2 separate regions of the Homo sapiens genome follow, and region 1 is linked to region 2. Evidence: chromatin loops called from intact Hi-C (ENCODE). Cell type or tissue: PC-3. All regions are shown on one strand. Links, peaks and the distances in the headings refer to the core of each region. The heading gives the core; the rest is flanking DNA. Region 1 overlaps TACR1-AS1 (TACR1 antisense RNA 1). Region 2 has its middle 120 kb from the start of EVA1A-AS.

Region 1 (5,390 bases), core at 125-5,124, 160 kb before region 2:
TCAAGTAACACATCAATTGTCTCAGCATCTCTTACACAATATTCCTCCCTTTCTTTTGACCCTGAATTATAGCAGTCTCTTGCGCGCACACACACACACACACACACACACACACATACACAAACTCCTCACTTGACATGGTTCTGATATGCATGGATTTTAGTTACCATGGTTTGATTAAATGACACCAGTCTCCTAACAACATAATTAAATTTCAGTTATCATGGTATATCGTGAGTGCTTGTATAAGGTACAAGTTTCAGCCCACAAATGACTACATTAAAAAAAAATGTGCATCATCATCCATGATCAGCAACATTCTTTTAAATTCTGTCTATGACTAGTCACTGTGCAACTGTTATTCAGTCTATGTACACACAGAAAAGTGTGAAGTTTTAGTCCCTCCTTGTCTCACAATGATAAATACGTGATGTTTTACAAAAGATGAATAATAAAAAGAAGAAATTCGCCAGCAAAACTGAAAGCGCAACAAAGAAAGTGATAAACTAGAAGTAGAGGTAGAATTGAACATAAATGGAGTTATAAAAGAAATAAATGACCATAAAAATGTTGACACTGCTGTCATTGGAGAAATTCTAGATAAGTAGCCAGAAGGAACTTAGTAAAAGTCTACTTAATGGTGTAAATAAGGAAAGTGGTTCTGACGAAAAGAATGAAGATGTCCTTGAGGAAGCGCTGCCAGGAATAAACTCAGCATTAAAAGAATTCTCAGAGACATTTTACAGCATTGAAAGTGCAAAGGGTAAAATAATGTAAACGGATCCAAACTTAAGAAGGAATATGACAAGTTGCCAAGATATAGAAGTGAAGCTTGCTTCCTATCATAAGATATACCATGAGAAGAAGGTAAGCAATGTTAAAATGACTCTTGGTGAGTTTTTTTGCAGATAAATGTAGCGCTTTAATTATCAATGTTTCTAAAATTTCAGCGTGCTAAATAAACATTAGTTTTGCCATTTTCCGCATTTTTCTATGCATTTGTAACTAACCACAGGATAATTTTTTAAAAATTTATGAAAGATTATAATTTTCCTATTGATTATTAAAATTGTTATGCATGGTATTGGCTTGCATGGTCATTTTCACAGTTTCTTTTCTGTTTAATTCAGACATCTGTATTTTATTTTAGTGTTGCCAAAAGTATACTGTCTTGAGTATCATAGCTTTTAAAATCTGTTTTATCATGTGTCAGAGCATGCTCTCCACCCTTATTATTCTTACTATTAAAAATTCTTTACTATTCTCTCTCTTTAGGTAAATTTCAAACTAATTTTGTCAAATTCCAGCTCCCATGGAGGTTTGATTAAAATTACGTTAAATACAATACTCATTTGGAAAAATTATTGTGTTTATAATACTGCCTCCTCCCTTCAAGAATATAATTGTCGCTGGGCGTGGTGGCTGACGCCTGTAATCCCAGCACTTTGGGAGTCTGAGGCCAGCAGATCACCTAAGGTCAGGAGTTCGAGACCAGCCTGACTAATATGGTAAAACCCCATCTCTACTAAAAATACAAAAATGAGAGAGGCATGGTGGCGGGCGCCTATAGTCCCAGCCACTCAGGGGGCTGAGACGGGAGAATTGCTGGAACTCAGGAGGCAGAGGTAGCAGTGAGCTGAGATAGTGCCACTGTACTCCAGCCTGGGCAACAGAGCGAGACTCCGTCTCAAAAAAAAAAAAAATTGTTGATCCTTCTCTCACAGCCTCCTGAGTGGTACCCTCCTCCTGCCAGTGCCTGAGCTGATGGTGGGAACAGCATGCCTGTGCCCACTGTTCGAAAAAGCCAGAGCCCCATTCCCACCCTGGACACCTAGGCCTGCATGCTCATGCTCTGCATGGCTGTAGCCCTTGTGGTTGGTGGCACCTTGGAGCTCCTGGGCACGAAGCAGCTCATGCTGCAGAGATTGGCAGTTGTCTTCAGAGGGGACAAAATGGCTCACTAGATGCATCCAGGAAGCACTGCTTCCACTGAGAGAGACCAAAGTATTGCACATACTTTGAGCAGACCTTCAGAGAGAAAACACCAACAGCTATTGGAAAGGTGATACAGACACTGAGGGTGAAGAGGGAAAAAGCTAGGAACCCTGTGCAGGATACATGAATGCTAGGGCTAGTTCATGGCCCTGAATGGATCATGTGGAAGGAGTGAGTAGAGAAACAGAGGGACAGCTTACTTTCACCATGGCCCTCTGTGATCTTAGCTATAGGGGACCCCACATGCCCCATGGATGTTTGAATTGGCAGGGGAATCTTCCCTGAGAGTAGGCAGAGACAGGGCTTCAACTGGAGCAGAGCCTAGGGGCTTTTGTGCCTGGGGCAGCTGCAGTGGAGTACAGCCATAGGCGCCCATAGGGCTCTCTATCTTCTTCCAAGTAACTCTAGCCCCAGCTGACCACCAGATCAGGAGAGAACAGGGCTGGTGCTTCCCAATGGGACTGGGTTGCATCTTTTCTGCAGACCCACCTGCCTGCCAGCCCTTCCCAGGACCCCTGCCTGGCCATTCTGCAGGAGTATGCACACAGCACAGCCTCTGCTGCTTAGCCTGGATCCTTTGCTCCATCTAAGTAGTTTCCCAGTGGCCTGGGAGCACATCAGATCCCCCAGCACAGCTGGAACCCAACCCAAGGGTCCAGGGGATGAAGCTGCTGGCTGGTCCCTGTATCCTGGGGTTGTGGTACAGAGCTCGAGAGTGTTGAGCTGAGATCTGTGGCTGGTACTGGAGCTGGGGAGGAGTCCTCATACTCAGAGCACTGAAAGGGGTGATAAGACATATCGGTTCATGGGTTGGTGTGGGAGCAGGGTGTTCCTCCCTCCACAGGGCCAGTTTGGAAAGAATGTGGCCTATCGCCCTGCCATAGCCTCTGCCTGAGGGAGTCTCGTGGCCCAGAACACCTAATAAAGGAAATAAAGACAGAACACCAGTGATCAGAGAGGTCTCCCCCAAGGCCTAGAAATGGACCCGGTGAGGGAGTCAGCTCTCCCTCCTCCACCACAGAGGACAGCTGCAAATATGAGGAAATACAATAAAGCCCTGCAGATAAGCACTTATCTTCTGGCTATAATTCTTTAGTGCCATCTACTGAATCACAGCCTAAACTACAACTGCAAAAATATTCTGTCACTTTGAAACCAAGGACAAGAATCCAGCCGCAAATAAAGATAGTATACAGAGTCTTGGCCCTCTGAAAGCACCCAGAAATGAAGCCAATTGACTATATTCAACTTACACAACAGTTAAAGGAACATAAGTCCTTTCAGATGAGAAAGAATCAACACAAGAATTCTGACAATTCAAAAAGCTAGAATGTCCACTTATCTCCAAACAAACCCACTGGCTCCCAAGCAATGATTCTTAAACAGACTAAAATGACTGAAATGACAGATGTAGAATTCAGAATCTGGATGTCAAGGAATCTCATCAAGCTTAGGGAGAAAGTTGAAACCTAATCCAAGGAATCCAGTAAAATAGTCAAAGAGCTGAAAGATAAAATAGTAATTTTAAGAAAGAACCAAACTGAACTTCTGGAACCAAAAAATGCATTACAAGAATTTCATAATACAATTGGAAGTATTAACAGCATAATACCTAACAAAGGAAATGCAGACACAACACCAGTGTCATGCAGCTGAGAAACAGCATGAGACCAAGCTGAGGAATCTCAGAGCTTGAAGAAAAGTTCTTCATATCAAGTCAGTCAGATAAAAATAAGGGAAAAAAAAGGATTTAAAAATTCATACAACTTCTGAGAAATATGGGATTATGTAAAGACATCAAACTTACCACTCACTGGAATTCCTGAGAGGAGAGAGAGTAAGCAACTTGGAAAATATATTTAAAGACATAGTCCATGAAAATTTTCCTAAATAAGCTAGAGAGGTTGACATGAAAATTCAAGAAATACAGAGAACTCCTGCTAGGTATCATTCAAAACACCATCCCCAAGGCACATATTTGTCAGATTCACTGAGGTCAACATGAAATAATCTAAAAGGCAGCTAGAGAGAAGAGTCAGTTCATGTATCAGGCCAGCAGCAGACATATCAGCAAAAACCTTATAAGTCAGGAGAGGTTGAAAGCCTATTTTCAGCATCCTTAAAGAAAAAGAAATTCCAACCAAGAATTCACTACCCTGCCATATTAAGCTTCATAAGCAAACAAAAAATAAAATCCTTTTCAGACAAGCAAGCACTGAGGGAACTCATTACAACTAGACCAGCTTTACTTATGGCCAGGTGTGGTGGCTCATGCCTGTCATCCCAGCACTTTGAGAGGCCGAGGCGGGCAGATCATGAGCTCAGGAGATTGAGACCATCCTGGCTAACACAGTGAAACTCCATCTCTACTAAAAAAAGAAAATACAAAAAATTAGCCTCATGGTGGCACACGCCTGTAGTCCCAGTTACTCAGGAGGCTGAGGCAGGAGAATCGTTTGAACCCAGGAGGCGGAGGTTGCAGTGAGCCAAGATTGATCACGCCACTGCACTCCAGCCTGGGCGACAGAGGAGAATCTGTCTTAAAAAAAAAAAAGTACTTAAAGGAGACCTAATATGAAAACGAAAGAAAGACAGCTGCTATCACAAGAACACAGTTAAATACATAGCCCACAGACACTATAAAGCAACTAAACGGTCACGTCTGCAAAATAACCAGCTAACAACAGATGGCAGGATCAAAATCTCACATATCAATACTAACCCTGCATATAAATAGTCTCAACGGCCCACTTAAAAGACAGAGTGGCAAACTGCTATCTTTAAGTGGCAAGTTTGCTATCTTCAAGAGACCCATCTCAATGTTAGATAGGTCTCAACAGAGCAGATTCCCTTTTAATTCATCCACAAAATTATGTAATTTGAAGTTATGTTTTCTACCTTCAGAAATTCTTTTTTGTTTTTCATTTCAATTTCCTTTCGTACTCTATTATTTTTTAATGAGGTTTTTACTCGTGTCTTCCTGATATTCTTATTTTACTTGCATATCTTCTTTGATCCTCGGTTGCCCTTTTCTGTCTTCTTTCGGGTTAATTGAAAAAATTTAATATACCACTTAATTTCTTCTATTTGCTTCTTGCTATGACTCCTTTTATTATTTTTAGGGGTTGCTTTAGGACTAACAACATGTATCCTAATTTATCAAAGTTTACTTAGAGTTAATATTGTAAGACCTGACTTCACACTTCATGGATACTTCTTACTTTCTGCTTTCCCTTTCAAAAATGTAACGACATTACAACGGTACAATATTATTCATTCATATTCATTTATTCATTCATATTCATTCTATCGTTTGTGCTATTATATTTTTTTCTTCACTTATTTTAAACCCCACCTACTTTACAATGTTTGTCTTTTTGTTTTGTCTTGTTTTG
Region 2 (5,390 bases), core at 234-5,233:
TTTTTTCAGCTAAACCTGAAGATTTCATAGACACTGGTGTCTTTTAACATTGAATGGTTCTTAGAGAAACCTGAAACCACACTGATTCTTTTTTCTCATTTAAGTTGATAGGTTTGAATGGATGCACAATAGCTTTTTCTTTTCATTATCTATGAGATCCCAAAATTTTGTAGGACATGTCTTAATATTAATTGTTCTGAAAATCTCTGTATACACTGTTTTGTCTACTCAATCTAAGACTTACCCTGTCAGGTCCTTTTACATCTTTGGGAAATTTTCTTGAATGATACCTTTCAAATTCTTTTTTGTTACATTTGTTTTGTTCTCTTTTGAAGAACATTAACTATGCATAGGTTTAATCTCATAAGACCTCCATTCTTATTTCCAATCTATTGCTATTATTTTTTCCTAATTCCTCTCCTTCTTTCTGTAATCTTTTTAAAATTAGCATGTAATAGTTTTACATGCTTATGGGGGTACAGTGTGATATTTTGATACATACATACAATGTATAATGACCAAATCAGGGTAATTAGTATATAAATCACCTTAAAATTTATCATTTCTTTGTATTGGGAACATTCAAAATCTGCTCTTCTAGCTATTTGAAAATATAGAATAAGTTATTATTAACCATAGCCGCCCTGCAGTGCTAAAGGACACTAGAAAGAATTCCTCCTACCTAGCTGTAATTTTACATCTGTTAACCAGCCTTTGGCTATCTCTTCCTCCCCACTACCCTTCTCAGTTTCTAGTTAACACTATTATATTCTCTACTTCCATGAGATCAACTTATTTCACTTCCACATATGAGTGGGAACATGTGGTATTTATCTTTCTTTGCCAGACTTATTTTATTTAATATAATGTCCTCCAGACTCACCCATATTGCCACAGGATTTCATTCTTTTTCGAGGCTGAATAGTAATACATTGCGTATATATGCCACATTTTCTTTATTCGTTAATCTGTTGATAAACACTTTGGTTTATTTCATACCTTGGCCATTTTGAAAAGTGTTGAAATAAACGTGGGGGTGCAGATATCCCCTTGACATACTGATTTCCTTCCCTTTGAACATACACCCAGTCGTGGGATTGCTGGATCCTATAGTAGTACCATTTTTAGATTTTTAGATCTTTGAGGTACCTCCATACTGCTTTCCATAATGGCTATACTAATTTCATTCCCACAAACAGCACACAGGTTCCCTTTCTTCCAGCATATCCTCTCCACATCCTCTCCAGCAGATTTTGAATGTTCTCATCCATAAATGGTTGAGGTGATAGGTATGCTAATTACCCTGATTCAATCATTACACATTGTATACATGTATCAAAATATCACACTATATCACATAAATATGTAAATGTACTGTGTCAATTTAAAAAATCATAAAAGCAAAAAAATAAGAAAAAATCAAGAAACCCATCTCATTTACAATAGTCACACAAAAAATATAAACTTAGGAATAAATATAAACATGGATGTCAAAGATCTGTACAATGAAAATTATAAATATAATAAAAAATTAAAATGGACACAAAAAAGTGGAACAACATTCATGTTTATGGATTGAATTAATATCGTGAAAATTACCATAGTGCTCAAAGTTAACTACAGATTCAATAAAATCTCCATCAAAATACTAGTGACATTCTTCACAAAATAGAAAGAAAAATTCTAAAATTTGTATGAAACCACCAAAGATCTCGAATAACCAAAGCAATCCTGAGCGGGGGGAGGGGGTGGGGAAAGAACAAACCCGGAGAAATTACACTACCTGACCTCAAAATATCTACAAACCTATAGTAACCAAAGCAGCATTGTACTGGCACAAAGATAGACACATAGGCCAATGAGACAGAATAGAGAACCCAGAAATAATTCCACACACTTAGACCTAACTGATTTCTGACATTGGAGAAAGGAAAATTTCTTCTGTAATCTTTTAAACTTTGTTCATTTATATTTCATTTTGCTTTTTTTGTTTCTGATCCTGCTTTTTTGTCTCTTACTGAGTGTATTAGTTTCCTAGGGCTGCCACAACAAACTACCACAAACTGGGTGGCTTAAAACAACAGAAATTTATTGTCTTACCGTTCTGGAGGCTAGAAGTATAATTTTAACATGTAAGTAAGTTTGGTTCATTCTGAACTGTGTGAGGGAGAATGTGTTCTGTGCCTCTCTTCTAGCTTTTGGTGATTTGCTGATGCTCTTTGGCGTACCTTGGTTGTAGATGCGTCATCCCAACCTCTGCCTTCATGTTTGCATGGTATTCTCTTTGTATGCATGTCTATTCTCTTCATATGGCGTTCTCGTTTTAAGGATACTAGTTATATTGAGTTAGCGAACCACTGTACTCAAGTGTCACCCCATCTTTTTAAAAAAAATTTTTATTTTTTGAGACAGACTTTCCTGTTGTTGCCCAGGCTGGAGTGCAGTGGCATGATCTCGGCTCACTGCGACCTCCGCCTCCGTAGTCATACTTTACACTCCCACAGATAGACCCTACAACATCTACTCGTTGGTCTAAATTAGGTTATGTTGCTTCTTGCTTGCTGAGTGTGCTCCTGACTGTGGAGAATTCCTCCCTCTACTGGTTTATCCTGAGAATTGCAACAATTTCTCTGTATATCACGCCTATCAGGGTCCCAGGCAAAAATTCTTTTAACCCGGTGGAGTAAATTTCCCAAATTCCTCATGACTGTGTGAACACATGAAGATATAATAAAATGGGGTTCGTCACTCTATCTTATACATCACATTACCATACTGCAATGGTTCTGAAACTTTTATTCACGTACTAACATCTCTAAAATAAGACTACATCTTCTAATCAATGGAATCATACAATTGTTATCAGTATTGTGATATAGTTGTTATTATAAATCTAATACAAAATTAAAGTGGACACAAAAAAGTGGAACAACATTCACGTTTATGGATTGAAAGAATTAATATCGTGAAAATTACCATAGTGCTCAAAGTTAACTACAGATTCAATAAAATCTCTATCAAAATACTAGTGACATTCTTCACAAAATAGAAAGAACAATTCTAAAATTTGTGTGAAACCACCAAAGATCTCGAATAACCAAAGCTCCTGTGCATGCAGGAGCTTCCTCATAGCTGTTCATATTGTTACCACTTCAAAAGAATTATGCTCATTGTTGATGCTCTATGCATTAAATTTAATTGACATGTGCAATGTACCCAAATTGAATACACTGATTAATCACTGAAACAAAATGTTATTAAGTACACAGAAAGGTATGAAAATAGTGTCTCAGGGCATAAATTTTATATCAGTAATGCACATACTCATTGTTTTAAGGACAACTGCATTTCCATATTTTCTTACAAAGCAACAACCAAATGCTTTATAGGACCTAAGAAAGAATGGTATGCATGAGTAGGTGACTTTCTATTATGATGTTCTATTGTTAAGATCTATGCAAAACGATTGCCTATCACTGACTAAGCAGTACAACTGGAGGCAGAAGAAATTGCAAAATACTCCAGGATAGATTAAAGAATTTCGAGCCAGAGAGAGGCTATGTGACCCATTCAGGTTGGGTAGAAATATCATTAAGGCATCACATATCAATTTGTTAGAAGCTTCCTGTTGTCACATTTGATGGCAAAATTTTACTGTACTAGACAGCTAAAGAGCATCCATCCATCATAAATCTCCTTCTCTCTGTCTCTTTTTTTTCTCTCTCTCATTTGAGATGTAAGCTCTTTCTCTTTTTTTCCCCCAGTCTAAGGCATACTCTTTATTTTTCTTATCTGGGTCATGGCTCTTTCTCTTGAGCACACATATCTTATAAGCTCTAACTGCCGAACTATCTTTTCTTTCCTGAAAATCTCCCTCTGGGTTCAAATAGCTTTTCTTTGGCTATCTGCCCTTTCCTTAGTTTTCCACATGTTATTGTTAACATATGGTGTAATTATAGGTGATTAATACTAAAATGAGAAGTAATAAACTATAAACAAGCAGAAAAATATTAGAATTTCACTCACCCATTTCCACGTATTGCCAAGGATTTTGGCATCATCTGAAGGCAGAATAAAAACTAGAATGCTTATCTGCATGTAGATTTCCCTTTTGTATTTTCAAACTTTTTAAGTAAGTGTTCCAGAATATCCCTGTCAGTTGCCGTATCTCTTACTGTGTGCTTCTGGCTCTTATGAAGGCTTATATCACACTTCACCTCACGGAAAAGTTAACTATATTGGGGGATCTGCAGGAGGAGATAATCATCTTGGCCCCAGAAAAGCTGGAATGAGTCTCTGAGATTTTATGTCAATGTAAATCCAGGCCAAAATGAAATACTTTGAGATGAACTTAAAATCTTTCATTGACCTTTATGTGGAGGCTCTTATCTTTATCATAATACATTTTCTATATTAATATAATCTAGCTTTTTGGGGTCTTTTCTGACTTCTCTAGGATTCTAAAGGCATTCTACATACTACAGGAGAGTTCTGAGTGTTTTCAAGGTTACTAAAGTTTCCCACCGCTCACTAGAATTCTATTTTCTGAGTATTTTTTACCCATTTCCATCCATGCGAAGTTTCTCTTCTGAGCCTGGCATTATTTTCTTTTATTCCACTCAAGTCTTCACAAAACACATCTGCCTTTTGACTCTTGCTATCTGGGCTGTCAGCCGAAACCCACAATAGTGTGGAGCCTGTGAAAGATGGCTCAGCCTTTTGTGTTGTATGCATCCATTCAAAAGGACTCTATAGGCAGAGTTAAGCAGACATACAAAATCTCCCTGCTTCTCACCCATTAATTTCAGTCACTTTCATAGTACAGAGAAAACCCTTTCATATTTTAGAAGTTGAATTTGCATAAATGTGCATAACACTGATGTTGCTGCCCTTTCCCTTCAACTATTTTCTGTTCCAGTAATTCATCACCACCTGCCCTTGCATCCTGAAGATTTATGTTTTGAAAATCACATGAGAGTAGTTATATGGCTCATTATTCTCAGGGAAACATGCTTTCAGTGTATGATGGCTCTTTGCTCCTTATCTCTGGGCGCAGAAAAATCTTGCCTATTTGTAGGGCTCTGTGCCATGCTCCGTCTCCTTCTGCACATCGTTGTCTATTTTTCTTTCTTTTATTAAATTAATAAACAAAAATTTATAACCACATTTAAATGCACATAAGAGAGAGCTCTCTGTAGATGAACATTCTACATATGTGTAACAAAAAAGAAATAGAAAGTAAATGAGAATGTTTCTGAAGTTTATTTTCCCATGAAGCATAGACTAGGTAAAAAATTTATGTCTTACTGAACTTTCTAAAATTACCTAAACTTCTTATTTATCAAAGCACACTATCTCAGCTACTGAATTGCATCCCAAAATAAACTAAT

The links. A loop is a pair of places that touch in the nucleus more often than their neighbours do. Peaks named below come from ENCODE experiments on the same cell type or tissue, not always from the same donor. Only the 100,000 strongest peaks of a DNase experiment are listed, where the experiment ranks them.
Region 1: a loop joins it to region 2, with 3 times the contacts of the local background. A loop is called at or near these places in 2 of 110 quality-filtered maps.

What each region holds. Positions count from the first base shown.
Region 1 is chr2:75,238,830-75,244,219 of GRCh38, forward strand. The region is part of intron 2 of TACR1-AS1 (TACR1 antisense RNA 1); the gene reads left to right. The region is part of intron 1 of LOC107985900 (a long non-coding RNA gene); the gene reads right to left. Among named protein-coding and RNA genes, the nearest start is that of TACR1, 42 kb to the left of the region's middle. In PC-3, for the core only: a CTCF peak has its summit at 3,113 (motif pointing left); a DNase peak (open chromatin) is centred at 332; H3K4me3 peaks cover 1,104 bases; H3K27ac peaks cover 836 bases.
Region 2 is chr2:75,401,548-75,406,937 of GRCh38, forward strand. No RefSeq gene overlaps it. Among named protein-coding and RNA genes, the nearest start is that of EVA1A-AS, 120 kb to the right of the region's middle. RefSeq lists an enhancer at 2,449-2,508. In PC-3, for the core only: a CTCF peak has its summit at 2,597 (motif pointing left); a DNase peak (open chromatin) is centred at 2,584; H3K27me3 peaks cover 3,135 bases.